Regions from separate parts of the Homo sapiens genome. Here region 1 is linked to region 2. Evidence: chromatin loops called from intact Hi-C (ENCODE). Cell type or tissue: heart right ventricle. All regions are shown on one strand. Links, peaks and the distances in the headings refer to the core of each region. The heading gives the core; the rest is flanking DNA. Region 1 overlaps IGSF21 (immunoglobin superfamily member 21). Region 2 has its middle 140 kb from the start of LINC01654.

Evidence for each region. A loop is a pair of places that touch in the nucleus more often than their neighbours do. Peaks named below come from ENCODE experiments on the same cell type or tissue, not always from the same donor. Only the 100,000 strongest peaks of a DNase experiment are listed, where the experiment ranks them.
Region 1: it touches region 2 in a loop (2.9-fold over the local background); 12 of 110 quality-filtered maps call a loop at or near these places.

Annotation. Positions count from the first base shown.
Region 1 is chr1:18,226,986-18,242,860 of GRCh38, forward strand. IGSF21 (immunoglobin superfamily member 21) reads left to right here. Exons shown (of 10, transcript NM_032880.5): 2 at 913-1,025. Among named protein-coding and RNA genes, the nearest start is that of IGSF21-AS1, 59 kb to the left of the region's middle. RefSeq lists an enhancer at 4,012-4,660. In heart right ventricle, for the core only: a CTCF peak has its summit at 7,973 (motif pointing left); no DNase peak of the experiment used is centred there; H3K27me3 peaks cover 3,648 bases.
Region 2 is chr1:17,914,235-17,930,109 of GRCh38, forward strand. No RefSeq gene overlaps it. Among named protein-coding and RNA genes, the nearest start is that of LINC01654, 140 kb to the right of the region's middle. RefSeq lists an enhancer at 1-521. In heart right ventricle, for the core only: CTCF peaks have their summits at 5,828 (motif pointing right) and 8,801 (motif pointing right); a DNase peak (open chromatin) is centred at 8,811; H3K27me3 peaks cover 4,832 bases.

The DNA.
Region 1 (15,875 bases), core at 3,472-11,471, 310 kb after region 2:
GTGGAGAGAGCAGTGTCCCCAAGGTGTGGCTACCAGGGCAAGAGTCCCAGCGTCTGCTCCAGGCACTCCCAGGGGCAGCTGGTAGTAGTCCGGGAAGCATCACCTGGTGTTTGCAATGAGTTCAGACTCCTCCCCAGATAGTGGGTCTATAATGGACTTCTCTAACATATCACCACTGCCATGGCCAAGGCTTGGACCCGACCCTCCCTTTAGGTGGCAAAGTATGTGTGGTGGGAAAGCCAATGGAGGGTGTTAAGGAAGCCAATGGTGGTTTCCCAGGGCTCTCTTTTTACCAGGAGTCATTTGTTTATGAGGTTGGAAATGGAGGAGTATGGGCACTTAGAACACCATGTCCCAGTGTGTATTTCTCAGATCCTGGCTGCGTAGGATGGTGGTGGGGCTTAAGGGGTGGCTGAGCGACCCATATTCAAATAGGTTTGGAAATGCCAAGTAAATACATTTCGGCATTCATTTCCTGCAGGACCGAATAGATGAATCATGAATGCCACAACTCTAAAAAGGGGTGGAGGGGCGATGTTGGGGCACAGAAGCCTTCTCTGGGGTATCTTATAGAAATACATTGAGGCTGTTCTTGGAGGTGCCAGCAGGTCCTACCTTCAGGGAAAAATGTGTCCCAAGCAGAAGTGTTTTTGGTTTGGAGGGATCCATTGGAGCCAGGGAGGCAGCCAAAAAGGAGATGTTGAAGAGAGGGAAGAAGAGGGTGATTGGCTCCATTTGGGCCTGCAGTCACCATTCACAGAAACCACAGTGTGAACAGCGTCCCTCAAAGTTGTGCAACTACAGACCCCAAACTTCCCTCCTCTGTCTGCTGTCTCCCTGGCCCTGCCCTCATCAGCCCAGCCCCTCTGATCTGCTCGTGCCCTTACCACCCCTTTCTCCTCTCTTCTGTAGGCTACCTGACAGTCAACATTGAGCCTCTCCCCCCTGTGGTGGCTGGAGACGCCGTGACTTTGAAGTGTAACTTCAAGACAGATGGGCGCATGCGGGAGATCGTGTGGTACCGGGTAAGTCACTACTACTGCCCCCTTCATGCCCATGGCCAGGACTGGTGTGAGGTCCTCAGAGCCCTCTGGACACCCTCACTGGTGTGGCTATGACCTCAGCCCTGACCCAGTCCTGAGTTGTCCTGGGCATCTGCTGGGTCCCCGCCCTCTGCTGACACCCTCCTTGGGTACTAGCCATCCCTTCTACCCTCAGGACTGATCTGGTTTCCACCTTCTTTGTGCTCCTATTATGCCCCTACGCTTGGAAAACTCCATTAGGCAAAGTAGAAGTTACTGAGAACACCCTGGACCCTGGGCACAGTGTAATCACAAGTGATATCTGATGGTGGAATTTTGAGCATGAGGCTTCGGATAATGTTTTTGGCAAGGGAGAGAGAAAAACAGGAAGGCTTCCTGCCTTTTGCAAAATCAAATCACAGAGATAGTCTGCCACCTAATCTGACTACGTATAGGACTAATCCTGGTGTCTGGCACCATCTGAGAAGGGAATTGGTTAGAGATGAGAAGGTACCCACCTGCCCAGGGCCCAGGTGTTGGCACCAGGAAGAACAGCTTGGAATCTTGAGCACAAGGGGCCTTTTCAACCACTGAGTGAAATCTTCTTGTGTCTGGATGGGGCATCCCAGTCTTCTATCCCTTTGCCACAAAGGAATTGGGGCTGGGCTCAGAAGGTCCAGGGGGCAGTGATGCTTTTCTTCCAATGCATGCTTGAGTGTGCACAGATAAAGGCACCACCATCCTGGGGGAGAACTCCTCTTCTGTCATCTAAACAGGGGTTGGCAACATTTTTTGGTGACGACTGAGATTGTAAATATTCTCCTGTCTGCCAAACATTCAGTCTTGGTCACAGTTACTCAACTCTGCTGGTATGGCATCAAAACAGCCACAGACAGTGTGTAAATGAAAGGGCATGGCTGTGTGTCAATGAAACTTTACTCATGGGCACCAAAGTCTGAATTTTGTACAAGGTTCATGTGTCATAATTTCTTCTTCTTTTTATTTTTTTTCAATGATTAAAAAAGGTAAAAACTGTTCTTAGCTCGCTGGCTGTACAGAACAGGCTATAGAATGACTTGGTTCATGGGCTATAGTTTGCAAATCCCTGATCAGAAACCACGCTTTCCTAATCTTTGTTGCCCTTTCTTCAAATGAAACGGATGGATAGCACAGTTAGGTGGAGCTGTTCTGGAGGAAGTGATGGAGCATGGAAGAGAGGGCAAGGAAGGTGGGGGGTGGGCACCAAACTGTGATTCAAGATCTAGAGCTGGCTCCTCTGCTCCTTGGAGCTGTCACCACATCTACACACAGAGCATGGAAACTCAGTGTTAGAGGAATCCCTGGGGCATGCGTGCTGTTCATAGTCTTGACTCAGAACAGCTCTCTTCAGTCTCCTTCTTGCTCTTGGTCCAGGTGAGCTTTGAACCAGCCTGTCTTGGCTGCTCTGCTTTGCATTTTCGGTCTCTGATTCATGGTTTGCTTGTTGTTGCTATTTTGTTGGCTGTGATCTGCACTCCTTCTAACCAAAAATCATAGTTCTCTATTTCAGCATTGCAGTCTCTCCTGTTTAGAGTTAATTCTAGTGCCCTCCACCCAAGCTCTTCAGGTAGCCTGGGCTTCACAGGTGTGAACCTGACATCCAGCACCCTAGAGGGTCCCAGCCTTAAGGAAGGGTGCCATCCTGGATAGATCAGTGGGCCTAGAGAAAGTCAAGGCATATGTTAAATAGTGCCATGAACTGAATCACTAAGAGGTGTATTTACAGGATATGGGAACTGCTTGGCTGACACAGGCTGGGAGCATCTCATTAGCACCTGGCAGAAGGACAGGGATAAATTAACTCCAGCTCACTGCTGATGATGGGACCACATCTCTCCCTCAGCCATCCCATAGATGGGATCAGAGGGAGGGGTGGTGAAAGACAGATAGAAATATGGAGACCCAGTGGGAACAGTTAATGGAGCGAAATGGAAGGAAGTTTGGAGATGGGAAAATAGCAGTGGGCACCTCATTGCCTTCCAAGCTCTTGAAGCAACTGTCCTCCCTCCGGTTTGAAATCGAATGTTACCATAGTCACAGTGGTGAAAATCTCCCTGCAGAGGCTCCTGCTGGAGTTATGGGCAATGCTAGTGCCAGGCTGTGCCCAGGTGTAGAAGCCAGGAGCAGGTTTCCACATGGCTTGACTTGATGTTCTTGAAGATGGTGAGCAGGACTGGGGCAGGAGGATCCATGTCCTGGGCTGGACAGAGACTCTCCTTTTTCTTCGCCATCCTCCGGTAGGGAGACCCTCCTCTCTCCCCCACTCTTGCTGCCTAACCTTGATGCCACTGGTAGTTTTAAGAATCAGTGGCATCTCTTACCATTGTCAGGCGCTGCATATCGGGCCATGGTAGGCTGCACTAATTAATTTATTTTATTTCATTTCACATCCTTTGACTGAGGGCCTCTGGAGCAGGCATATGCAGATGTATGCAAATCACATGCAAATCACCCACTAGAGCCAAATGCCTGGGCCCTTGTAATTCTGTAGCTGGACGGAGGTGGTGGCTCAGCTGACTGGTTACTGTCCTCAGGTCTCAGGGAGCCCACGTGCCCGCCTATGATGGGAAGGATGGGGGCAGAGGAAGGAAGGAAATTCCAGGGAAGGGCTCCGTGTGGCCAGTTTTTGCTTTCTGCCACTCTAGCTTTCTCTAGTGATTGTCTCTCTTCCCAAAGAGGCAGCTGAAGGGAGAGAGATAAGAGCCTACCAAGATGGGGGCTCCAGGAGTCAAGGTCAGGGCAGGGCTTCCAGAGGGAATGGGAGCAGCAGCAACAGGAGCTCCAGTCTCCTTCTCCAGCCAGACCCTCCTCTGACCCCTTCCTCCCCTGCCAGACGAACCCCCCACTGTGGCTTCCTTCCCCATCTCCCTCTCCCCGCAGCCTGCCCCCCTCCTCCAAGCAGGGAGCTGCCGAGTGCTGTTTGTTTTCTGTACGTGTGTTTGCTTCCCGTCCCAGCTTCCTTTCTCCATCCTCCGTGAATGAGCTTACAGAGCCCGGCTTGGAAGGAAATGAATAGATTACACAGGCCCAGTCAGGACTGTGGCTCCAACCCCGTTAGAAGGAAGAAGCAGGGCATTGTGATGAGGCCGCCACTGCCTGCTCAGCACAGTGGGCACAAAATGGCCCAAAACATGTGTCAAGCCCAGCAGCCTCCCCTCTGGTCCTAAATACATTATCTTAGCAAAGGGATCATCCTGAGCTGTCAGAAAACATCATGAATGCATTGGATTCTTTGGGTAAATCAGGGCAGCTGATGAAATTATCTGAAGCCATAGGGATCACCTAACCTTGGAGCTAACAAAACCTCTGGCTGGATATTTGGGAAGGTCTTGCTTGTGGACCCCTCAAGGGAGGGGAAGGAAATTGGGAGGAAGCGGCAAGAGCCTGACTCTTGGACACTTTACCCCCATGGTCTGGCCAAGTGGGGAGGAGCTCAGCCCGTTTGTAGAATAAGATGCCAAAACTATGAGAATAGACTCAAGGAAGTATGTGTAATCATAGCCCCTTGGTCTGGGTTGTCCAATATGGTAGCCACCAGTCACACGTGGATGTTAACATTTAAATTAAATCAAATTAATTTTAAAATTCATTTCCTCAGTCAGACTAGCCACATTTCAAGTGCTCACTAGCCACCTATAGCTGGTGGCCTCCATATTGGACAGATGAAGTATAGCACGTTCCCATCACTGCAGGAAGTTTCACTGGATAACCTGCTGTAGAACATTGAGATTTTCTTTTGCAGCCTCTGGAATACACTGTGCTCACCTGACAAGAGAATAGCAGTGAGTGATCATTGAGTCAGTTTTCCAGGCAAACTTGCCCTGAAATGAATTTTAGTAAGATGGATCTCATTTGGTAACCTGACATCATTAGATCGTGTGTGTGTGTGTGTGTGTGTGTGTGTGTGTGTGTGTGGTGAGGGAGGGTGAAAAAAGGGAGATGGTCATCATGCTCAAATCACTTCTTTGAAAACATAAAGATGTCAAGAGAGTTGTCATCCCTCTAAGGTGCTGAGTATCGTAGTTGTCTATTAAAGCCCTGTCCAACTTGAGGATGCTTTTCACCATCCCCCTCTGCTTTCTCCACTGTTACATGGGTTCATCTCCCAGATTTGAGTGTCCAGGCTTCATCTTCACAGCTCATATAGATAAGCTCCAGACAGCTTTTTTTTGGCTAATAGAGTAGGGGTGCAATTCCATATTTCACCAGTAGGAGGCTGTCAGCTAATAACTAATCTACCCTAGCACTTAAGTTGGGACTTGGTTCAAGAAAATGAATAATAAATAATGTTCTTTACTTAATCATTCCTATTTACATCTGTAACTGGGGACTTATTTATTAATGCTGCTTATACTAATTTGAGTGGCTGACATTATTGAGCCTTTACTATGTGTGAGCACTAGATCAAGTGCTTTACATACGTGATGACATTTCATTTTCATATTTTCACTGAAAGGTAGATACTATGATTAATTCTATTTTCCAGATGAAGAAACTGAGGCCATTCGAAGAGACTGTGTCTCGGGTCATGTTGCCTTCCCTGACTTCTCCAGAAAGCTGTAGGCACACCCTCCTCCATGAATCCTCTGTGTGGGTCTTTACACTAGTGCTTACCTCATCATGTCAAAATACCTGCCCCTGGACCATGACTATCTGAAGAGCAAAGACTGTCTTTTCTCCTGCTGTATTCTTGACACCTAGAGCAGAGTCACCTCAGTGAACATTTGCTAAATTAACAAATCATGGAGCTATAATGTGCACCTGTTGACAGACCATGCTATGTAGCCCACTTCTGTCTCATGTGGGCATCTGTGTAATGTTGATAGTATCTGTTGGTCAGGGGGTGGGGAGTGTGGGTCTTTGGATACTCAGGGGGCTTTGTTAAGTATGAAGGAAAAGGGAACATTTCTTATTAGGAAACACTGTCTGAACTCATTTGGTTGGAGGCCGCCTGCCCAGCAGGCAAAGCCGAAGGTCTGTTTATATCATGGAACTCCATTAAACAGCCACAGAGAATCATGGGAGTTTAACCTTTTACAGCAGTTTTTATCATCCCTCCTTTGTTTTCTCTCCTTCTTTTACAATTTGTTCCCAGGAGCCACTCTGGGCCCAGGTTACAAGGCCACAGAAAAGAGAGCCAGATAGAGAGAGAAGGAGATCTACAAACAGTGATAACATCCCTGCTTTCAGTACCCCTTTATCTCACCTTTTTCACCATGTGGGAAGATGCATACCTGGGTGTGTGTTTTGTGGTGCAGATGATGCGACCTCGCCAGGTGATCGTCCCCTCTGGGTTCTGCTGGATGCCTCTGCAATGAGGGTTTGTGGTTGCTTGGGACCATTTGAAAAGGAATTGAGACTAGAGGCTGGGAAGGCTGAGGTAGGAAGAGAGAGGACTTGAGCATCAGAATACCTGTGTGTGAGTTTGACCTTGGGTGGTGACCTAACCTTTCAGCCTTTTAGAAACTTCACCTGAAATTGGGCATGAAAACATGTATTTTGTAAGCTTAAATGAGATAATGTCTGCAACCAAAAGACCCCATTGTTCAGCTCATTGTGGCACCTATTCAATGATAGCTATTGTCATTTCATGTCTGTTGATAGCTTACAGGATCTAGAGAGGGAAATTATAGAATAAGAGGGGAAGGTATTTGGGGAGGATCACCACGGTTAGATTCCTTGAATTCCATCCTACCACCTGCATTCCCAAGGGATATGGGCAGAGACAACGCTTTAAATGGTTATGCTGGTGAACTCACTGGGTTTCAATTCTTGGAAACCCAGTGGCTTAACACAGTTAAGCCATTTCAATGGATTTTAGCTCTCCCTGAAACAGGGAGCTATTTCAAAATGGCTTTACTATCATTGGCTCTCTCTCAGTCCCAGCCCTTCACAATGTTTCATTATTTGAAGCAAAACTGAAAATGATGATCCTAAGGAGACAGGAAACAATACAGTCCAACCATATCATAAGGGCAAGAAGGTAGGTACACTCTCGGGTGACCAAGAGAGACCAGCACCAAGGTCCCAGAGGATGGGTCTAGACAACCCCTTTGGCCCTTCTTGCTTGGCAGCCACTCATCCTGGCTGCTCTTTGCTACTCCTCTGACCCCACATTCTGATCTTGAGTTCAGATCTTACAGATATAAGTCTGGAAAAGGATGTGAGTGAGGAAGACAAAAGCCAGGGTTGAGCCAACCCAACTTGCCTTGTCTAGGCCTCCTTCCCCAACCCCTGGCCTTCCAAAGAGCCAGGTTCTCCCTGATGAGGTATGTCCAGTGCTCAGTCTTATCATATCAGTCACATGGGAAGGAAGAGAAGGCAGCCAGAGAGGGCCCACCAAACAATAGTTGATTTTACAACAAATGTAATAACACATAAACAGGAAATAAGAACAAGTTCCCAGGTCTACTTCCATTGTAATCTGTATTCGTCTGTTCTTATGCTGCTATAAAGAACTGCTTAATACTGGGTAATTTATAAAGGAAAGAGGTTTAATTAACTCACAATTCTGCAGGGCTGGGGAGGCCTCAGGAAACTTACAATCATGGTGGAAGGGGAAGCGAACACGTCCTTCTTCACATGGTGGCAGGGAGAAGTGCCAGCAGGGGAAATGCCAGGTGCTTATAAAACCATCATGTCTTGTGAGAACTCACTATCATGAGAACAGCATGGGGAAAACCATCTCCATGATCCAATCACCTCCCACCGAGTCCCTTTCACGAACTTGGGAACCACAGTTCAAGACGAGATTTGGGTGGGGGCACAGCCAAACCATATCACAATCCTTTAATTCAACCCCAAGGAAAACTCCACCCCTAACCACAGCTGTTAAGTTGTAACCATCCAGACTCATCACACTGAGCTCCTCCTCCTGGGGATGGGGTGATGGGAGAAACCTTCAGCTCCCTCTAGAGGCCAGAGTGTGAATCACAATCATTGCAGCCCTGATCCTTGATCTTTAATGGAAGTTCTATTGGAAACCGGCAGGGGTACCTGACTCTGACAGCTCATTAGACTTCTCAGAGGCCACTAAAAATACACTGTTGTCTGAGACTCATTCTACAGTTATTGAATCTGAATTTCCAGGACTGGAGCCTCAGGGCATTTGTACTTTTAACGAGTTCCCCAGATGACAGTGACGCACTCAACCCAGCCACGGAGCATGTCATGGCGTTTGTGAAACTCTGATAGAGGGAGCTGTTCCATGCACTCATCCAACATTAATTCAACACATATTTATGAAACCAGGATGGTTCTAGGCACTGGGATTTCATCAAGGAAGAAGACAAGATCCTGTGCTCACACAGTTTACCATGGGGGAGGAGTTAAAAAGATAAACAAATAAGGAAGATACCAGCTAATGATAAGCGCAGTGCATATAATTAAAATCGAGTGGTGGGATAGAAAGAGATTGTGTGGTCAGGAAAAGACATTTAAGCTGAGATCGCAAAGGCAACAGGAAACCTACCATGCCAAGGGAAGAAGGCAGAATAATCCAGGCAGAGGGGAAAGCAAATGCAAGACAGTTCTGTGGGAAAAAGCTTTGTGTGTTCAAATAACAGAAAGTGCATGTGGCTGGAACAAAACGAATAGGGGGTGATGTTGGAAAAATGGGCAGAGACCGTTCATACCAGGCCCTGTGCTGTAAGAAACTGAATCTGGAGTTATTCTAAGGGCACCAGGAAGCATTGAGTTTAAGCAGAGAAGTAACAGGGTCTGGTTTACTTTATTAAAAAGGTCACTTCTGGGTGGAGAATGGTTTGCAGAGGAGGTGAGAAACTGGCAGCAGAGGGGTCACTTGGAGGTTAGAATAGTTCAGGCAAGAGGCAACAGTGGTTTGGTTGACTACCAGGATGGTGGTAGTGGAGATGATGGAAGGGAAAAATGTTCTGCTTATGATTTGCAGGTAGAAGTTAAGGGCTTGCTAACATGTGGAAGGGATGAGAGAAGGGGGGATTCAGGATGACTCCCTGCTTTGGGGCTTCGGCTGGGTTTGCAGGAGCAGTGCTATTTAATGAGACAGGGAGGACAGGACAGGAGAAGCAGGTTGCAAGGTGATATGGTTTGGCTATGTCCCCACCCAAATCTCAGTTTGAATTGTAATAATTTCCATGTGTCAAGGGTGGGGCCAGGTGGAGATAATTGAATCATGGGGGCAGCTTCCCCCATACTGTTCTCCTGGTAGTGAATAAGTCTCATGAGATCTGATGGTTTTATAAATGGGAGTTCCCCTGCACAAGATCCTCTTGCCTGCCACCATGTAAGATGTGACTTTGATTCTCATTTGCCTTCCACCATGACTGTGAGGCCTCCTCAGCCATGTGGAACTGTGAGTTCATTAAACTGTCCTTTTATAAATTACCCAGTCCCAGGTTTGTCTTTATTAGCAGTGTAAGAACAGACTATTACACAGGGACAGGCGTCAAGCACTCTCTGTTGGCTATGTTAAGCTGGGAGTGCCTCTAAGACATGGAGATGGAGCTGCTGCAGCCGCTATTGAGGCCACAAATCTGGAATGTTGGGGAGAGGTGAAGCCTGGAGACTTATACTTGGCATTGTCAGAGAATGGATGGTACCCAGTGCTAGACCCTTGGGCACTCCAATATTTAGAGATAGAAAAGTAGACCAACAGAGAGGCTGAGAAGGAGGAGGAACAGCCAGCAAGATGTGAAGACGGTGAGGAGTGGAGTGTCCTGGATTCCAAGAAAAGAAAGTGGTTTCAGAAATAGTAGAGTCAGCTGTCAGCTAGCTGTGTCTCACACTCCAGTGAGTGACTTGAGAGCAGAGAAATGACCATGAACTTGGTAACATATGGAGCCCACTGGGGACCTGGGCAAGGGCAGATTCCTTGGAGGTCGTGGGGGCTAATGCCTAGCTAGAGTGGGCTGAGGGGTGCATTGAGATCAGCAGTAACATGGCCTTGAGATTTTGTCTAGTAAAGAGTTTTGAGCTTGAACATCTGAACAAACCTTTGCAAGTAACATGAAGACCCAATTGCTTCTATTGAATCCACTCCTATTTGCATGTCATTCATAAAATTACAAGCCCACTGTCTTTTCCTACCATCCTTAGCCTTTCAATCTGGGACTGGTGGCAGCCTCGCTCTCCTCATCGAGAATGTGAAAGTGGCAGCCGAGAGCGTTTAGGGGATTCTAGTGTAATTAAAAAATGCATTTGGTATTTGAAAGAAAAATCCTGCTCTACCATTTAATTAACTCAGTGGCCTTGGATGACAACTATTCCCAAAACTTCCTAGGCACTGTACACAGGTCTGAAGGTATAAAGAAGGACAGGTGGGCCCACTCCCCTCGAGGGGAGCGCTTCCCGTCCAGTTGCCCATCATCAAGTTGTTAAGTTCTGTTTCATCACCTGGCCAATGGGCTTGACTGCACTTTCCCTAAGGATCTCACAAAGATTTGTGCAAAACAGACGAAAAGCCCCACAGACGAGCTGCTTCTGTCCCCCGTGGCGCAGGGGAAATAGGCTTCACATATATTACTTCATCTTCTCTTTTCCGCCTGGGCAAATCTTACTCATTCTCTCCTCTGTGAAGCCTTCTGACCCCTCTCACCAAAGCAGAATTAAGAGATCACCTGCTGTGTTCTCTCAGCGTTTTGTACATTCTTCAATTAGAGAGACAGCACCTGGTAGCTTAGTTATTCATCTTTGCATCTCTTGCGGAGTTTTATTTTTCCGCTTCTCCTATGTGTCATTCATAAAATTACAAGTCCATTGTCTTTAGCCTTTCAATCTGGAACTGGTAGCAGCCTTGCACTCCTCCTTGAAAATGTGAAAGTGGCTTCCCAGAGAGTTTAGGGGATTCCAATGTAATTAAACAATATATTTGGTATTTGAAAGAAAGATCCCGCTCTAGCCCTTCATTTATGAATGATCCTTGGGCCAGGGATTCTATGTGGGGGCCTCAGGGTCCCTAGGAAATATGTGGATGGGCTTCTGGGGGTGCTCAAACCCCAGAAAATATGCCTAATATGTTGTGTGTGTTTTTGTGGGAGAAAGGTGCAGAATATTCTCAAAGGACTCTGTGATGCCCCCATGCCCCAACTGAAAAACCCAGGAAATGCAACAGCAGGCATGCAGGTGTTCGCTGAGTGTGAAATGTGTAGGGCATCTCATTATCTCCACTCTTGGGTCATCAAGGTCCATATTTAGGTTGGCTCTACCAGACCCTGTAGCTGCGAGGTTGTGCCAGATGGCCCATGAGTGGTCCACGAGCTTCCAAGGAGTGCAGTGGGGAATGGGGGTGAGAGGTGAGGCAGTCAACCTTAGGCAGGAAGAGCTGCTGTGTGATTGGGATCCGTCCAGACACCACAGCTCAGTCAGCCTGGATTTGTGCACAGATGCCCTTGGACGGGAAGAGGAGATAAGAAGCAGGGTGGTGGGGGAAGACTGGCTTTGGCCACACATCACTGTTCTCCCTGGCTTGAAGGGGAGCGGTTTTTGACCAAGCAAATCCATCTTCTCTTGGGGATTAAGATCAGTTTCTGATAATGGCAAGGAGACCACTTCCCTGGTCCACATGGGGTTGATAAGAGCTCTTGGCTTCCAAACTCTTGAGAGGGGGTGCCAACAGCTGAAGTGGACACCCAAATAACCAGGTGTTTTGTTAGACCACATGCAGAGTCCACCAGTGATGGGCTCCCACACTGCATGGGTGAGAAAGACACGGCATATCTAAGGATAACACACTGATGGCTCAGCTCACTTCACTTACCAAGAAAAGAAAAGAGCAAGGGCCTGGGACACACCATCCTGCTGTGTGATCTTGAAAAAACCACAACCCCTCTCTGAGCTCCAGGATCTTCATAGGTAAAATAAAAGCGTGCAGTGAGATGGTCTCTAAGGAATATGCAGCCTCTCTCCCACCTTGCGGTCAACCTCCCCACCCCGCTATCTTTTCCCCAGAAGACTCAGAGCTAATGGAAGAGGTGGGTGCCTCCCAGGTCAGGGCACCCCCCAGCTGAGGCTTGAACAATGCTTTCTCAGGGGTGAGAGTCCTGGCCTGAGCTACTACTGTTGGGGCCTCCGAGCACATGGAATCCGGAAGTATATTAAGCCCAAAGTGTGATTTCCAGCAGATTCTTCCTGGCTTTCCTATGCCCTGTTGGGTTTAAATGACAAAGGGGCTGACTTAACTTGTCGGAAAAGGATTAAAGGTGAACTTCAGCTCCAGCACACCAGTGAAAAGAAAAGAACATGACTGAAATGAGGGATGTTTCCCAGCTCAGACTCACCATCCCTCCTAAATCCTTTCTCCCCTCCTCTCCCCACATTTTCCTTGTTGGGTGTGAGCTCCCACAGGGCAGGCAGTCTTCCCGTTGCAGACAGGCACAGCCGTGTGCTTTTCTAAAACACATATCTGACCTTACCACGACCACCCCTCCCTGCCCCACACTTCGCAAGAGCTTCTCATCACCTGAAAGACCAAGTTCAAGGTCATTGGCCCAGCATACAAGGTTCTTCTTGATTCAACCTCTGTTGACTGATTTCTTCAGCCTTGCTTCCTACCACGTTCCCAAATGGGCCCACCATTCGAATCATATGGCTGATTTGCAGTTCTCAGAATGTGCCAACGTTCTTTCCCACCTCCGAGCTGGTGCATATGTGCTGTCTCTGCGTGCAATGCCCTTCTCCCCTCCATCTGGTCAACTCCTACTTGCCCTCCAAGGCCCAGCTTCAGTGTTGCCCCCCCTCCCCGCCACCAGAGGCTTTTCCCCATCCATTTTTCCCCCTTCAATCTTCTTCCACATTCAACTGCCATGACCCAGGCTGAGTTAGCTTCTCATAACACTCTCAAAATACTAAGCACGTGACCATATGACTCAACACACTGGACTCATGTGTTCATTTTTGCAGCAGATATTTCTTGAGTACCAACTAGTGCCAAGCCTTGGGAATAGAGCACAGAATAAGAACAATGGGCTGGGCACACACAGGCTGTGGCTCATGCCTGTAATCCCAGCACTTTGGAAAGCTGAGAAGGATAGATCGCTTGACCCCAGAAGTTCAAGAACATCCTGGGCAACCTGACAAAACCCCATCTCTATAAAAACACAGAAAAATTAACCAGGCATGGTGGTGCTTACACCTGTAGTCCCAGCTACTCAAGAGGCTGAGGTGGGAGGATGGATTGAGCCCAGGAGGTCAAAGCTGCAGTGAGCTGTGATTGCACCGCTGCACTCCAGCCTGGAGGACAGAAAGAGACCCTGTCTCAAAAACAAAAACAAAGAAACCCAAAACAAATACGCAAAACAAGGTAGCCCTGTCTTTTGTGGAGCTTGTAGTTAAGCGGGAGGAAACAGGTATTACATGAAAGACTGTCAAATAAATGCTTCTTTCAAATTGTGGTCACCGCTTTGACAGAGAAAGACAGGTGTCTGCTTGCTGAGAGCTCATAGTAGGAGATGAACTGTAATAGTTGAATGTCTCTCTCCCAGAATGCAAACCCTTTGCTGGCAGTGACCAGGTGTCCTGTTTGTCTTTCTCTCCTGAGTGTCTAGCATGATGCTGAGCACATAGCTTAGAGGATGGATGGTTGGATGGATGGATAGATGTATGCATGGATGGATATCTTATGTGGCCCTGAGGGTCACAGAGGTAAACTTGTAGTTGATGAGGTTAATAACTTTCCCACAGTTGGAGCTTTTCAACCATGGATGGGCTGTCTTAAGGACTGGTGGACTTCCTAACCCTGGAAATGTCTAAGCAAATGGCATGGCCACCTGTCAAAACTGCAGTAGGAAGTAATCCTGGGCCCAGTGCACCCAGAGCTATTGACCCTATTTGTTTCAGCTCTGGAATTCTGTGCTGCCTCAAGCTCAGCTGCGCAGCCATGATATCATGACAAGGGGTAAGAAGCAGAGTGTCCAGCCAACCTGGCTAGTTGGGGTTGAGTATGGGGCTTCTGTGGAAATCAGGCATCAGAAAGTTCCAGATTCCCCAGGAGTAGGGTTATGTGACTGTTCTGAGAAGCAGACATGTGTGGCTGTAAATGTCCAGAGAAAGTGCCCCACCCTTGAGTGAACATTCAAAGGTGAGGCCAGGGGACACCTGGGAGTTGAGAGGAGGGGGAGGATGTGAACGAATTTTATAGGGTTCAGAAGTCCACTCCACAACTTATGGCCTTATACAAAGCATCTCTGTCCATGCCACACTGCTTTAAACACATCAGTGATGCCTTTCCATGGTTCTTAGGATACAGACAAATATCCCTGGTGTTGCCATACAGGACTTTGCATTGTCTGGCCCCTGCCTGCCCCTCGAGGCTCCTCTCCCAGTATGCACCCATAAGTGAAGATTCTGGGGATATCAGAGACCTCAGAGAGCCTTGAGAGAAGGAGGTAGAAGGACTAGAGTCAGGGAGACTGAGGTTAGGTGAGGTTAAGCAACTTGCTCAAAGTCCTGCTGCTAGATAGTGGTTGAGTCAAACTTCAAAACCCAACTCTCTGACTACAAAGTTCAGCTCTTTCTGTTAGGTCCCATTGAAGGCCATAAATACCCTGTTAGGGGTTGGAGGGATTTCCCCCTGAGCGATGGGCAGTATGAGGACTGGACCCTCGAATGCGCTGAATCCCTCTGGCTTGGGGAGCCTGTGGCAGGTAAGACAAGCCTTCCTCCCATCTCCCTCATATCATCATGAATGCCACTGCTGTAGCGGTGCGTTCAGGTCAGGTGCTGCGCTAGGTATGTTACAAAGATCACCTCACTGAATCCATACAGGAATCACAAGATGCCGGTACAGTTGTCCATTTTAGGGTTGGGGACATTGAGGCTCAGAGAAGTTAACTAACTGACCCCAAGTCTTGCATATGGTAAGGCGGAAGGGGTTTGTCTGAGTCCCCTTAGAGCAGCCCAGCCTTCTCACTCTAAGCTGATGGAGTGGTCTGGATCCCCCTTTGGGAAGCTCTGTGGCCTCCTCCGTGGGGGAGAGATGGAGATGGCCTGGGGGCAGAGGAGCTTCTGGACATGGCTGCTTCAGGCTGTCCTCATCATCACCCTGCCGGAGCCATCTGTCTGCAGTAGTGCTGCGGCACAGATCCACACAGAGGCTGTCAACGTCAAATGAGGACTTGAGGGAAAACAGCTTCCACCCTGCAGAGATGACACAGGCAGCACGGTTCACCTACTCTGAGATGACACAGGCAGCATGGTTCACCTACTCTCAGCACGGCAGAGCAGACAGGTGTAAGGAAGGGCCCCTTCTCCCCCACGCTGCCTCCCTGCATGCCCCTCCCAAGCTGGACTCTCTTTTGGTGAATGGTGGAAAATGTCTAGCAAAACCGTCCACGGCTGAGGCTGCTTCCAGTCATGGCACACAGACCTCAGGAATCCCATTAATGAGAGGGATGGCTTCTGAATTGGATACCATTCTTCAAGAAAGGAAGTTGTATTATTATTATTTTATTATTTTGCAAAGTGGTAGAGTAACTCAAATGAGTCTAAACAAGTATTGTCAAGTAGTGGTTCTTGGGGGACCTGCTGTAATGGCTATAATAGTCATTTCAATTGGCACATTAATTATATGGGAGCAGGTGCTTCTAAAATAATTGAGGGTGTAAGAAGGCTGTTTATTTCCTTACGTGCTTTCAACGTTCCCCTTCAACCCTCTTTACTCTATGAATATCAAGTCATGCAAAGCCTGTTCTTTGGAGACAGAGAAGTGAAGCCTGTCTGAAATCGCAGGCTCTAATTTAGGGAAGTCTCCAGTTTATTCGTTCATCCCTTCATCCCTCCAGGTAGAGAACTAACACCTGCAGAAAACCTTGGCAGGGCCTTGGCTGCAGCCTAGAGATG
Region 2 (15,875 bases), core at 3,815-11,814:
GCGCTTAGCATGCAGTGAGCGCTGGGTGCTCAAGAGCTTTGGTTTCCATGACTACAACTGGCTACTCTGAGTCTTAGTCCTTGGGGATGGCTCAGTCCCCCTCTCGGCATCTAGGTCTGCTTCTGTAGCCCACACCCAAATTCTTCTTACCGCATCCATCAGTGCCTGCTTGTGATGGGGCTCTGATCCTCAGCTTCATGGAGGACACAGCCATGATTGAGCTCCCACTGTCTACAAGGCTCAGTGAGGCACAGCAGCTGTGACGCCCCAGGGAACTTAGTTACCCTCTTCATACTTCATCTTCCTCATCTGAAAAACAGGCGTGTAAACAGTCTTCACTTCACATGGCTGTTGTGAGGAATTAATGAGTTAATTGCAAGGGACTTACCACAATTCCTGACCCATAGTCTAAATGTGCAAAAAATAATGCAAGCTGTGGGGATTGTTATGTTCAAGGTCATGGGTGTCCTGGGGGGTGTCAGTTATGGTCCCTGCCTCCTGTCCTCCTTTGTCATAGACCCTGCATCTCCCACGGCATATAGGCTGCCTCTTCCTGCTTCCCTGAGTTCAGATGAAACACCATGCCCTGTCCTGTTCTCATTCCCAGCCTTGGAGGTGGCTTGTCCCTGCTGAGCCTCTGCCATTTGTTTGCCAAAGGGCTCCTTACATGGGCAGAAGTTACACTCAGACCCTGTGGGCTATGAAAGTTCCCTCAGTAACTCCCTTTTTTGGAGAGCTCGTGTTCTAGACATTGGGCTGAGTAGTTGACAAAGATCTCATTGAATTTATAGAATGGTCCCATTTTACAGGTGAGGAAACCAAGGCGCAGGAAAGTTGAGGAACATGCCCAGAGTAGCTAGAGCACTGAAGGGCAGAGCTGGCACTCCAGTGGCCACAGCCTGAGCTTTTCGCCTCTAGGCCGCTGTTTCTCCTTCTGAGGGAGGCATCTCCTGTCCCATGCGCTTTCTCCTGCAGATTCTCTCTGCCCAGCTCTGGGAAGGCCGTCTGCCCCTGTCACACTTCAAGCTGCTGCGTGGATCCCTGCGGTAGGGCGAAGACCGTCTCTGGGTGCTCCAGTTCTGCCCTCTTTCCAGCAGAAGGGCTTTTCAAACAGGCTTCCCATCTGAGAAAGGAAAATATCTTGGGCCCCCAAAATCACGAAACTAAAAGGAAAATTCAAGCTGGAAACTGCTCAGAGCAAACCTGTCTCCCATTCTATTCAAAGTCACCTCTCTGCTCACTGAGATAGATGCATATCGGATCGCCTCCTTTGGAGAGGCTAATCAGAAACTCGAAAGAATGCAGCCATTTGTCTCTCACTTATCTGTGACCTGGAAGCCCCCTCCTTGCTTGTCCCCGCCTTTCTGGACAGAACCAATGTACTTCTTACATATATTGATTGGTGTCACATGTCTCCCTAAAATGTATAAAACCAAGCTGTGCCCCTACCACCTTGGGCACATGTAGTCAGGACTTCCTGAGACTTTGTCACATGTGTGTGTCCTCAACCTTGGCAAAATAAGCTCTCTAAATTAACTGAAATCTGTCCCAGATTTTCTGGGTTTACAGGTCTGACCCTCACCCTGCTCTCCTTCTGACCCTGACCCTGGACCCTCCTTCCGCCTCTGGAGGTCACTCCTTCCACGGTGCAGCTTCGCTCTGCCAGGATTCTCCGTTCTGCTTCCCTTGCTCAATACAAACTGCCCTCAGAGCTGAAGGTTTATGCTCCTACAAATGCACATGTTTACAAGAACCCTGCATACTCTTCCAGCCAGGGCTCTCCAGGGCACAGAAGAATGGGGGAGGGCTTGGTCATTTCCTAAAACAGTGTGTGGATAAGCAAACAGCCACTCCTTGAGAAAGTCCCAGAATAAGCAAACGGATTTAATGTTGTTCAATCTTACTTTCTCCAAATAAATTTAACTCCAGGACTTTTATTTTTTTCATTTGCAACTCTAGTTAACATTTCAAAGAACCTCTAGGGCAAATCTTGACATGAAGCCGTTCAGAACCCGCCCCTACCCCCCGAGTCTCACACATTCGATCGCCTCTCACCTTTGCCTATGAATCGAACTCATTCTTCAAGGTCCTCTTGGAATACCCCTCTTCCAGGAAGTTTGTACTGATTCCTTTAGCTAGAAACAACCTTTTCTTGTAGGAAGCTTCATGTTAGGGACTTTCTTGAGTGTCTTCAGAGCAGACCCTGGGTGGCATGGTGGTTGAGACATGAATTTTGGAGTCAGATGCAAGTTTGAGACCTGGTACAACCTCAGAAGAGTGGGATGACCTTGGAGAATGTTACTCAGCTTCTCTGAGCCTCATCTGTGTTTCCTCTACTGCAATATAGGATAATAGTAGAACCCGTTTGCAATGTTTTCACATGAACAGCTCAGCAGAGTACAAATCACATAGTAAGCATATAATGAGTGGCAGTTGCTACTATTATTATTATTATTATCACCACCATTAGGGATGTTAGTATCTCTTTGTAGAATTGATTTCAGTCCACACCAGGACATCACAGGGCCATTTGGAGTGTGTCTGTAGCCATAGATGTGAACTTGAAGGTAGGCAGCACTACCTCACTTAAATCTCTGCTCTGAGCCCCCGGGTAAGGGCTGGGGGCTGGGAGATGCTCTGGTGTCTGGGGTGTCTCCTGCCTTGAGTCAGATCCAAGAAGGAGGCTGAGTGAGGAGGCTGGCCTTCCCCCATATGAGAACCCAGAGATGCCAAGGCCTCCCTCTGTCTGCTCAGTGAAAGGAAGGCTCAGAGCCTGGCGTGAGGTTAATGAGTCGCTCTCACTCTAATAATCTGATAAATGGCTCTTCCTCCCCTGGATCCTCTATGGAACTTTTAGCTCCTTTCTTGGGCTGGTTGCTGCCTGGTGGAGACCTCTGAGCAGGCCATTATTGCTTAATTACTGGCTAAACAGTCTCATTTGTTCTCCATTTGTCAGTGGTGAGTCCCAGCCAGGGCAGCAGAGAGAATTTTGAAATTCCTCATGGAGCTTTGGCTTTGGGAAATAAAGACACCTGTGTCTCCTTCCCCGCTGCCACCCTCTGGCCACGCTGGCCACAGAGATGGCTGAGCAGCTCCTGGAGTTAGTGCTGGCTGTTGTCTCTACCACCATCTGAATTGCTTTCTTTGCTCTTCTGTTTGCTTTTTCCTTTCTTGTCTTGGCCTTTCCACTCCTTCAGCCTGGTGTGGGAGAACTTGGATTCTGCAGCTGGGAAACTTGGTATGAAATCCTGGTTTCTAGATCTACTCAGGTCTATCCCTGTCCAGGTGGGCGACTGGATCTCTATACCTTTATATGCAAAATATGTGCACTAGAAACACAGTGCAAAGTGGGTGCACTAGCCTCATGATGGCATGGTGAGCAGGACGTAAAAGTAAGTGGGATGCAAGCAGGATTTCCACTGCCAACTAGGGTTGGGCACATTGTGCAAATGCCAACTTTAATTCTATTTTCCTCTACATGCATGACCTGCTTCATACCATTGTGTCACTTCCACAGGTCTCCTTCATGAACATGGAAGGGTTTGGCCCAGATCCCCCACTCACACTGGCACTGTCTTCCACCTCTTGCCCACCCTGTCATTCCCTTCCCCAATGAGGTGTTCTACTTGGATGGTCTGGGTGCAGGAGGAGACATTTTTCCTCTTCAGTAATGCTGTTGCAAAACCTTCTCTATGCTCTTTTTCCTACACGGAAAATCAACTTGGCAATATGTAGCTCACCTAAAGTGCCAGTACATACTTGGCCAGTGGATAGGCTGGCTGGGCATCTCCGCTAAGTAAATTTGGGCATTTAAGACTGTTGCGAGTTGGGAACTATGGGAAGGAGACTGTGAGTTGGAGCTCAGCATGCAGGATGTTTATTAGGAAGCCTTTTGGAAACACCACCCATGGAAGGGAGAGGATGGAAACAGAACTGGGCAGAGGGAGAATTTGAGCTGGAACAGAGTCCCAAAATGATCTTGGCCAATGGCACTTGGCTAGCCAGAGTTTGAAGGGCTCTTCAGAGTCTGCCCAAGTTGGGGGTGAGGGCTAGGTGTGGGTCTCCCTGGGGAGTGAGCAAGACTTGGGTGTGGTGACTTTCTCCAGCTGAGGCAATCCTCGAAGGGGGCTGGCAATTAGGATCTGTGAGTTGGTAGCCCTCCCAGTAGCTGGGTGCCCAGTCTCTCCAGTCTTTCATTCCTGAAGGATTGCCTGGGTAGCACATCACAGAGCTTAGCCCAGAGGCTTTCGGAAGTCTCCTCTAGGTCAGTCCTACCCTGACCACTCTGGGACCCAGGTCTGCTTCTCCTGGCTCTGCTGTTCCTGACCCCACTTCCTGTTGGCTGCATCTTTTGTCCCCAGGGTCCTGATCTCTTGCCTTCAGACCCAACCTGACAATTGGATGTGGTTACTAAGTGCCTGGGGAATTTCTCCCCTGTTTCTGGGCTTCCCTCTGACCCCAGTAAAGCCTTCTCTAGAGGAAGGACGTGAGCCCTTGTCTTCACCAGCCAGCTCCTGGTTTTTGCACTTATGGAAGGGAGCCATGTCGCTAATCATGCAAAGCAGCAGATAATACAAAATCATTTACATTTGTCCTTCAGTTGCATTACGTGATTGCAAGGGGATGGAAGAAGTGTGATGACATCAAGTAAGTAAGGGCACTCTGGATACAGACTGCCTAGTGTGTACCTCGGCTCTACCACTTACTAGCTGCATGACCTTGAGTAAGTTATTCAGCCTCACTGTGCCTCAGTTTCCTAACCTGAAACTGAGAATTTAACAATGGTACCTATATCATACAACTATTGTCAGCGTAATAAATCATGACATATCCAGCCCTTGGAGTGTTGCCTGATTCATAGTAACTGCTCAATAAATGTTTGCCTTGATGGTAATGTTTGGTAGAAAGTTTTGTTAAAATATTTACTTTTATTAATTTTTTAGAGACAGGGTCTTGCTGTGTCACTCAGGCTGGGTGCAGTGGTCCATTCATAGTTCACTGCAGCCTCGAACTCCTGGACTCAAGAAATTCTCCCGCCTCAGACTCCTGAATAGCTAAGACTACAAGCGCATGCCACCATGCCTGGTTAATTTTATGTTTTTTTTTCTTTGAATTTTTGTAGAGATGGGGTCTTGTCATGTTGCCTAGGCTGGTCTCAAACTCCTGCCCTCAAGTGATCCTCCCACCTCAGCCTCCCAAATTGCTGGGATTACAGGGGTGAGCCATCGCATCTGGCCCAAATGTTATCTGCCATCAACTTCACTTAATTGGAGTTGACCCAGAAGATTTGAAATGGCAGGAGAAGTTGTTCTGGCATTAAAGGACTTCCATGAATGTTACACAAGTAGATCAAGCCCAGACAGCCACCTAGACGGGACATTGAGAGGAGTCAGCACCAGGGACAGCTCCCATTCTCCATCTCAAGAAAGATTTTTCCTCCAAAGGACAACGAATCACAGAAACGATTTCAACTGCTCATCCTCCAAGCCCCTTGACAAGATAAGCGTCCCCCAGAACTGGGCCCCAAATGTTCATCATCCAGCGATGATGTCTGTGTCTAATCAAGATTGCCCACAGGAGCCATGGAGAAAAGACTGAAGGAGCGAGAGAGAGAGAACTTAAGAGTCCTGGGTCCGTCCTTACCAGTGCATGTACTTGAGGGGTGGAGATAGGAGAGGGTCCTCCTCCCATGCTCTGGGGCACCCTTTTCTTATCTGCAAAGCAAAGGAGTTTGTTCTCCCAAGACTTGCCAGGCTCTGGCAGGCTTTGGGTCTGTGCTGGTCCTCTGGGGATGGAGGCCATGAGTCCCTGGGGCCAGCAGATGGCACCCTCTGTCCTGTGTCCACCCATGGGGCAAGCTTTCCTGGCTGGCCACCCACAAGACACCGCTGAGGATCTGAAAGTTGGCTGGAGTGAGTGGAGTCCTTGAACCCTGAGTGTCTCCGCTCTCCATTATTCCTTCATTATCTGCTTCCCAAAACCCCATCCCCTGCCTCTTATCACCATGGCAGCAGGTGCTGAGGCTGTGCCTGCCTTTGAGATGAATGTTTGTCCTGTTCCTATCTGACCCTGTATTGCTGCCTGGTCCTCTGCCTTCCCCTGAGAGGTCTGCATTGCAGGGCTTGGGGAAAAATCCACCCAGTTCTTTCTCTCCTCCACCCCTCCTGTCCCCCACTGTAGGACGTTCTGGGTTGGTCCAGCACAGTGGAGCCATAGGGTAGAAGGGAAAGGGAAGCCCCAGCCTTGCTTCCTGTCCCGTGCTGCTCTTTTGCTCCAGGAGGGGCTTGTGTTTGCTGGGAGCAGGAGGTGATGCTCTCTGAGTCACAGGAGGTCAAGAAGTGGAAATGAGGTCCTGAGACATGAGGATGATAGATACTTTAGTCTTGAGTACTTGCTCAGGGCCAAGCACACATCTCACTTAAGCAGACGATGCAGGCACCATCATTTTGAAGTCTATGGCCAGAGAGGTTCAAGTATTTAGCAAAGGCCACGCAGCTAAGGAGTAGCAGAGCGGAACATCACACCCAGTCTGTCTGACTCTGGGGGTGAATTAAACAATGTGATGTTGTGGGGAGAGATCTTGGCCAAGAGTCAGCCAAACGGTTCTGATCCTGGCTCTGCTCCTGAACGCAGTTGTGTGACCTTCGATGAGGAGCTTCCTCGGTTTCCCCATTGGGAAACAGAAGGATTGGACTAGGATGCTCTCTAAGGATCCTCCAGCTCTAAGAGTCTATGAATAGACTTTCCCTGAGATGAGAGCTTTTTAAAAACTGTTTGCAGGAACCCACATATGCACAAACCCAGCCTTATGTACAAATGGAGTAGGCGGCAGCCTGTATGGTGTGAATGATGGCTGCTGGGAAGGGCCCCTGCCCGAAATATTTCCATCGCTCATCCACTGCCAATGTGCTTGGAGTCTGCCATTCCAGAGCCATGCCTTCACCAAGTTCCTATTTCAAAATGCAAGCACCTCAAGGCGGCCTAAGAGATTATGTCCTTTATTTCTGGGGGAAGGGAACTTTTATTTTGATGGATGCCAAAACTGGTTTGCATTTCCTGAGTTTAAAGTAATTCTCTTGCAGGTGAGAGTAGCCTGCTCAGTGCCAACTGGGAGAGCAGAACCTTCCTTCCATTCAGTAGTTGGGAGGGAACTGGGGAGGCTGCTGGAGGATGCCTGCTGCTTTATGGAGCATCCTCGGCTTTGGCTCCAGGTAGACGTGGGCTTGAATCCTGGCAGCCGGGTGACCTTTTGGGATACACTCTGACTTCCTCCTTCCTGGAGCCAAGTCTCTCATTTCCCTGGGACTTAGCACACACAGGCTGCTGGAATGGCTTCTTCCGGAAGAGGAGGGATCCAGCCCCACTGAGTGGGTATGTTTCCCAGGAGAGGCCTGGAGGCTGATGCCTGGGAAATGCCAACACCTCTCCCCTGGCTCCTCTTGGCAAGCCCATCTCTGCACCCCTCCCTGTCTTTCCAGCAGCCCATTGGAGGCTGATGGACAGGAAGGTGTCATTTCCTCCTCCCACCCAACATCACCACCACTTCCCTCACCCTGTCCCCTCCTGGCTCCGAGTAGCGGTGAAACTCTTCCCGATGAGGGGTACCTGCACCATCCAGACCCTCTCTAAATGGAGGGCAGCCATGCTTACTGGGGCAGGTAAGATGATGTGGGAGGTGCCTGGCACATGATGGGTGCTTGATGCATGTTGGTGACACCCCACCCCTTTCTGTTCTCCTTGCATTTATGAGGTCAAGTTAAACATGGGGGGCACAACCACATGGTGAGCTTGTGGCTGAGCTATGGCCACACACACTCTTCTCTCTCATAACCCATTGGTCCATTCAGCCCTAGAGATCTTGACAGAGGGCAACTGTCACAGAGCCACAAAATAGCAGTAAGGGACATTGCCTGGCACAAAGTAGGTGCTCGAATGATTGTGCTATACTCAGGATAACATCTAGGGTCCTTCCTGGGCTCCTCTAGCCTCTGTAGGGTCTATCTGGCCCCTCTCCAGCTCTTTGACTTTGTGTCTTGCTACTTCCCTGCTTGCTGATTCCACCTTAGCTGCATGAACCTTCTCTAACTTCCTGGAACATACCAGGACCTTGCAGCCCTCCCTCTGGAATGGTCTCCCCCAGTATCTGCATGGCTTATTCCCTTGCTTCCTTCAAATCTCTTTACATGTCACCTCGGTGAAGAAGACTTCCCTGACCACCCTAACTAAACTAGCACCCCCGTCACTCCCTATTCTTTAAAGCATTTGTCTCCCTTACCTTATATATTTCTTTGTTTGTTTGCTTATTGTGAGAATCTAGCATCATACCTGATAATTTTTTTTTTTTTTGATATGGTGTCTCGCTCTGTCGCCCAGGCTGGAGTGCAGTGGCGCGATCTCAGCTCACTGCAAGCTCCGCCTCCCGGGTTCACGCCATTCTCCTGCCTCAGCCTCCTGAGTAGCTGGGACTACAGGTGCCCACAACCACGCCAGGCCACTTTTTTTGTATTTTTAGTAGAGACAGGGTTTCACCGTGTTAGCCAGGATGGTCTCGATCTCCTGACCTTGTGATCTGCCCGCCTCAGCCTCCCAAAGTTCTGGGATCACAGGCATGAGCCACCGCGCCTGGCCCATACCTGATAATTTCTACAACACATTTTTGTTTGCTGCTGTATCCCCAGCACTGAGAACAGTACCTGGCACATAGGAGGTGCTCAGTAAAGATCTGTGGACTGAATGAATGGATGGATGAATGATCCATGTGGGCAAGACCAGTGTTTCTAACACAAGTTCTCCAGATCTCTAGAGGGCGCCAGAGGCCATCCCAGGGGTTCTGCAGCTGCTCGAAAAGGGGACCAAGAATTTACCTAGGATTAAATCCATATTGGCTATTGCTTAATAAATGAAGTTTGTTCTATAACCATCCATTCAGAAAACATTTATTGAGCACCTACTATATGCCAGGCACAATGCCAAGCATCAGCATTACGACGCTGAGAGAAACAAGCACATTTATGCCATTTTGGAGCTGGCAATGTCATTGGGGAGCTCATGATATTCAGAGTGGGGTCCCAGGGCGGCTGCACCAACAGAATTTCTGACTCCATCTCCAGATGGTCCTGACAGTTTTCGTCTGCATTTGGAGCAAATCTGCCTCCTTGAGAACATTTCCTTCTTCACCCCAGCCTTGGCCTTCCATCTTATAAATGAGACATTTGTACAGGAAGATCCTTAAGAACCTCTCTGGCTCCCACGTTTCCTGGCTCCCGGGGAAGAACTCAGGAAGACAGAGGCATTGGGTGCTTCTGATCTCAGGAGAGCCTGAGATATGGAGGGGCAGCTTAGCACTGGGGTCCAGATGAGGACACTCTGAGTGCCAGGCTTGGAGGATAGCTCCTCCCTGATGCCCGCTGTGCAGGGAGATGGTTCTTTTCCTTTATCAGCATCCTGGCACAGCATGCAAGGAGCTGCCTTCCCTTGAGTGGCAAAAGCCAGGCTGAGTGCCAACTTATTAGGAATAGCTTCACCACTACCCAGAGCCAGGAGGGGCCAGAGTGGAGGATGTGGTGGTGATGTTGGGTAGGGAAGAGAGGGCGAGAGCTTCCCATTCATCAGCCATCAGCCTCTGACAGGCTGCTGAAAGGGAAGGGAGGGGTGCAGAGATGGGCTTGCCAGGAGGAGCCAGGGAGAGGCGGTGGCATTTTCCAGGCACCAGCCTCCAGGTCTCTCCTGAGAACACACCCACCCAGTGAAGCTGTTGCTGGCTGGATCCCGCTACCCCTGGAAGAAGACATTGCAACAGCCTGTGCGTGCTGAGTCCTGAAGTGAGGGATTTGGCTTGCGAGGGAAGAAGTCAGAGCAGAGCTGGAAAGGAAGACTTTTATGGGGAGAGTGGGGAGGACTGTCTCTATAGAGCCCCACCAAAAAAAAAGCAGGAAGTGTTTAAGTCAGATACTAGGAAGAACATCTCGGCAGGACCAGTTGTCATTTTATTATCAAAGAGGACTGTGGATACCTGTGTAGAGGTTGTTGTGTCTGATTTCTGAATCATCCATATGAGCTCTGATTCATTCATTTGTTCATTCATCCATCCATCTATCCATCCATCCATCCATCCATCCATCCATCCATCCATCCATTCATCCATCCAACCTTCCATCATACATCCATCTTACTGTGTGCCAGTGCTGAGCCCTGGGCAAGGGAGATAAATAAGACAAAGTCCCTGCCCTCCAGGAGTCTGTGAGTGGGACAAGGCACATGCCTAGCTAACTAAAACACACAGCCAAAGTGGGTGGTGGCATCTTAGAAGGACCAACAGGAGATTAGAAGAGAGACGACACTTGGGACCAGGTGGTCACAGAAGGCTTCCTGTAGGAGGTGGTATTTCAACTGGGCTTTGCAGTATCTCAGAATACCCAGGAAGACAGGACAATGTAGACACAGACTCAGAGGTGGGAGAGTGCAAGGCCCAGGCAGGAGTGTCAGCCTACCATGTGGCTGAGGCATGTGGTTTCAGCAGGGGTGCTGAGGTCACCTGACCCTGGCCTTGGCAGGAAGGCTGGGTCACCTGAACCATGTCTAGCCTATCAGTAGAGTCCATTCTCCTGGCTACATGATTGGTTCCAGAATGGCATGTGAGCCAAGATGTTCCAATGAGAATCAGCCATGGGATTTTTGCTGGAATCACCCTCATCCCTTATGTCATTTACAGCCAATGGAATTATCTTCTACACAGCCTCTGGTGGAGAGATAGCCAGACCAGGAACTGAAGTTTGGGCTTGAGCTCTGGCTCTGTTCCATGCCCAATATGTAGTCTTGGGCAAACTCTTGCCTCCCTCTGGGTCTTTGTTTCCATGTTTGTAGAAGAAGGAACTCAAGGTAGATGACCTTCGAGGTGCTACTAACTTTTTAACTCTGGAGTTGTACATCTCTTAGTCCCATTTCCTCTCCATCCCGATGCCACCATCTTGTGGGGAGGTGTGTGTTTGGGGAGGAGTTCTGCTGGGTATCTGAGCACACAAACACAAAAACATCCAGCAATTGTTATTATCTGCAATTTCTTGGCTCTTCCTTGCTGTGCTTCTGCTTTCCTCCATTTTAACAAGATTGGGGGGAAATTGACGAGGCTTTGCATATTGAAAGAAGCTGAAAACCCTGCCTGACTCTCACCCTCCCTATCTGACAGCAGCTCAGGGAGGATGGGCTGCCTGTCTGCCACTCAGCAGAGCCCAGCTCCAGCCCACAGCATGGAGGCTCAGGGGCTCTGTCTCCTCCTGGCATCTCCTCTGTCTCTGTTCCCCATAAGACTTGGGAAGTTCATTATTTCCCTGACTGGCTTTTCTGGCGAGACTCAAATTAATTTTCCATCTCTCCTTCTCTCCCAAGCTTCGCAATCATTAAATGCCAGGGAAAGTTAAATAAACAGCTGATTTACAGAAGCATTTCCTTTCTTTCTTTCTTTTTTTAAAAGCAGGAACCTCTATTAATCAGTTGTGCCGAGAGCGGTCTGATTAAGCAGTTCGCGCGCCCTTCAGAGGAGCAAGTGTGGGGTCAGCGGGCCTAGCGACTGGCAAGAGGCTCCTAATCTGGGATAAAAATAGCGCAGGCCCCTGTCCCCTCCGTCTTCTCCCCACAGAGGGGGGAGGGGGGCAGGCCTTTTCTGCATGGAGGGGCAAAACAAGGCACTTGGCTCAGACCTGAGGTCTCTCCACTATCCTGAGCTGAAAGACTTAAAAAAATATTTTCATATTTTCACTCAACTCCGCTGTTACACAGAGACTCAGAGAGGGGAAGGCACCTACCCTGGGTCACACAGCAAGGTCACGGCAATGCTGGGATTAGGATCCTGAATTTCAGTTTGGAACTAAGGGATGAGGAGGCTTCAAGATTTGCATGCCTTGAATAATTTGACAAGAAAAGGCAAGCACGTCACATATACTGGCACTGTCAGGGAGCCATAAAGAGAACATGCACAGAAATGCTTCTGCACACATTCACACACAGAGGCATCCCCAGGTGTGTGTGCACACAAGCACACCTGCTCCTGGAGCTGGTACCTGAATTGAATCTCTGGAGGATACAGTGATTTTGCCATCTGCCTGGACTGGGCGTCCCCACCCATAACCCCTTCCTGGACTGTCTCGGGTGGGTGGAGACCCTCTGACCACCCATCTCCCACCCCACTCAGTCTGGGGCTTTCAGACCTTAAACCCTGTTTCCAGCCTCATTGTGAAGCCAGCACAGCCGGGAGTTCAACAAGCAGAGTCAACAATCCTGGGTCCTGCCTGTCCCCTCGATGGCTGGTGACTCTGGGCCCCCTGAGACTCACCGAGGACAGTGAATCTCCCCTTCTCTAAAATGGACACAGAAGTTCTTATTTCTCAAGGCAGTGGTGGGAATTACATAAAGGTTTGTAAAGCACCTGCTTCTGGATTTGTTCAGCAAATGTGTATCAGGGGCCCTGTTCCCCGGGGGCACTCCATCTCTGGTCTTCCTGCCTTGGCACATAGTAGGTGCTCAGCAAACAGAAGTGGTTGTCAGTATCATTCGCCCATCAGGCATTGACTGAGAATGACCTCATGCCAGGTGCTGGGGCAGGTGCAGGTTCACAGGCAAATGGCTAGAGGAGTATCGCCGAGTGTCTCCAGGGAGGAGCACTCAGGTAGTAGGTGAGACACACACATAAGAAAGTGATTCCAAATGACACCCAAAATGCTGTTAAAGATGAAACAGTACTCACAACAATAATTAGAGTTCACATATCTACGTGCTTACTGTACTCCCAGGGGATGTGCCAAATGCTTTGCCTCTTTGCCTTAAGAGTTTCTCACAACAACCTCATGAGGTGAGTACTGTTATTTCCATCATTTTACAGATGCGGAAACTGAGGCACAGAGAGGGCGAGTAACTTACCCAAGGTCACACAGCTGGTACATGGTAAAAGGGGTAGTGAAAACACAGTGGAAGCATAACTAACTCCAAAAGGGGAGTCCAGGAGCGGGACACTTATGAAAGAGAGAGCTTGGAGGTGGGCCTTGAATCCTGAGACCACCCCTGTCCTTCCTTTTCTGCTCATCAATGCCATCCTGTCCTCTCACTTCTACCCCAGGGAACCAGCCCCATGCTTGACTCTCAAGGGACAGTCACATGACTGTGCTAGCCCTGGCTGATGGGACCCGGGTGCGCGTCTGACCAATGAGACTGCGATCAGACCCAAGAATTTAAACCCACATAACCAGAGAGCGGGAGTTGTGGTGGCCTCAGACTGGAGGGTCAGAGAGGAGCTAGCACCAAGGAGAGAAGGAGAGTAGGGCAGAGGCCAGGGGTTGGGGGAAAAGAGGGAATGCACCTGCTTTGCCTCTGATTCCTTACCATTTCTGAGTTCTAGAGGCCCAGCCATTCTTCCAGCTTCTGGGGTTCATGGGCAACCTACAGCTTGACAATCAAATTCCCTGGACTTAAGTGAAGCTAGCGTGGCCTCCAGTTTCTTGTCCCCAAATAATGCCAGCCTGAGGGCAGGTGAGTGGATAGGTTGGTGCTGGCCAGAGGAAACGGGAAAGGGCGTCCCTGGAAGGGAGAGGGGCTCAAGCAGAGGCCTGGACACCTGCAGGCTGCAGGAGGGGTGTGAGGGGGCCGTGGCAGGGTTTTTGGGAACAGATAGCTCAGAGCCTTTGGGACTTTCTGCCTCAGAGTTTGTGCCCTCCGCCTTGTCACAGAGGCCCAGTAACTCATTTTCAATCAGGCCCCATCCCCAGCACACAGGCAGAGTTAATTAAACATAGCCTTCCCTTCAGTAAGGAAATAAAAAGCAACCTCCTGATACAACAATTAGTATTTACAGCCCCGCCCCTCTCTTCCTTCTCCTGCCTTCTCCTAATACCGTGCCTTCATTATCTCAGACTTGGAACCCGCTCTGCCTGCCATCCATAAATTAGTCTGAAGAATTTAGGAGGAGTGAGGGAAGAAGGGAGAGTGCCCTGGGATGGGGAGACAGGGCCAGCTGCAGCACTGGCGGGAGCCTGAGTTCAGCGGCGGAGAGCCAGGCTGCTGAGCTGCTGGGAACAGGCATATCAACCTTTTTGTTTTCTCTTCCATATTACAGGGATTATACGGATATATATTAGATCCCAAAGTGCACTTCCCAGTCAAAATGGCTGGTCCAGCACCAGCCTCTGAGTGATGCTGTGCCATCCCATTCACAGAAGCTCCTTTCTTTCCTTTTTTTTTTTTTTTTTTTTGAGATGGGGTCTTGCTCTGTGGGCCAGACTGGAGTGCAGTGGTGCAGTCTTGGCTCACTGCAGCCTCAACCTCCCAGGCTCAAGGAATCCTCCCACCTCAGTTTCCCAAATAGCTGGGACCACAGGTGCATGTCTACCTTATAGGACTGTTGTCAGGATCAAATGCGATGTGTAAAGAAAGTGCCAAGCACAGTGCCTGGCATGGACACATCCAACCTGTTTTCCTCTTGCTCCCACAGCAAGTAAAGCCAGAGACCTATGCTCTAAACCAGGAGGACCACAGCCTTGCTGTGTGACATCAGATTGCCTGCTTGGCTTCTCTGGGCCTTCACGTAAAGCACGTTTTCCAGAGAGCTGGAGGGCAGGCAGAAAGGAGCATGTGTTCTCGCCTAAGACTGCTGCGCTCCAACCCTCCCCTGCTCCACTGTTCACTTGCCGTATGAACTCAAGCCTTTAACTCCACGCTTCTCTTTCCTTGACTGTAGAATGGAGGTGATGCCTGCCGTCCTTGAGGGGTCAAAAGCGTTAGTGTCAGAATGTTCAGAACAGTGCTCAGCACATGATCTCTGCTTGAGAAATGTCAGCTATTTGTATTCTTATTTTTCATCTGGTCCAGCCCCTGCCACCAGACAGGACTGAAGCCAAGCAATGGAGCCTGTTCTTAGAGGTTGAATCTGGAGTTTCCCTCACAAGTGATTCCAGAAAGGAGAGTCCCCCGTCTTGGACCACTGTTGTGAGATCTAAGATTGTAAAGGTTCAGGTGAGTTCTTTGGTGCCCCAGTTTCGTCTTTTGTGAAACAGAGCTGCTTATGCCTACCACGCAGGGCTGCCGGGAGGATGAAGAGGGATAAAGGTGCAAAAGTCCTGTTGTGTGGCTCTTCCCTCCATCGCTGCCACCCTCAATGGACTAACAGGCCTCTACTATCCTGAAAATCTCCAGCAAACCAGAGCACTTGTTGAGCACCTGCTGTATGTGGGCATCATGCCAGCCTCTGGGACTGGAGGCAGAAGACAAACCTCGAACTGCCTGCTCTCAAGAGCAGAGGTGCAAACCCAACATACATTAAACCAAAACAGTGGCTTCAGGCTCTGGGATATGATGAATCCTTCCTGGGGACTAATAAATCTACAGCCGAGTGGTGAGATACAGTTCCAATCCCCAGAGGAGCTGAAGAACAAGAAAGGAGCTTCTGAGAAATGGATGGCACAGTCTCACTCAGGGGCTGGCGCTGGCCCAGCCATTTTGACTGGGAAGTGCACTTTGGGGTCTAACCTGACTCTTTCCTGCTGCAAAAGGATACTGTTTTCTCCTGATCCCGTCATCCCAATGATGGATATTATGAACTAGAAGCCGGGTTGACAAATATAAGGTCAGACTAGCACATAATTAGATGGACTTCCTTGTGGGACTCAGCAATGACTCAGAAGGCAATTCCCAAAGCAGATCCGGCCATGTCCGGAGCCCTGGCAGCGCTGAGCCCCCATCATGACACCCTGGAGGGGTGGTGTGGATGGCAGTAGGTGAGCACGAGGCCATTGGTGCCAAGATCCATCTCTCTGCTTCACATGTACTCCTTGGAGATGGATTTTCATTTAAAACATAATTTTAAGAAATTTTGGATTTGCTAGAGATGGGGT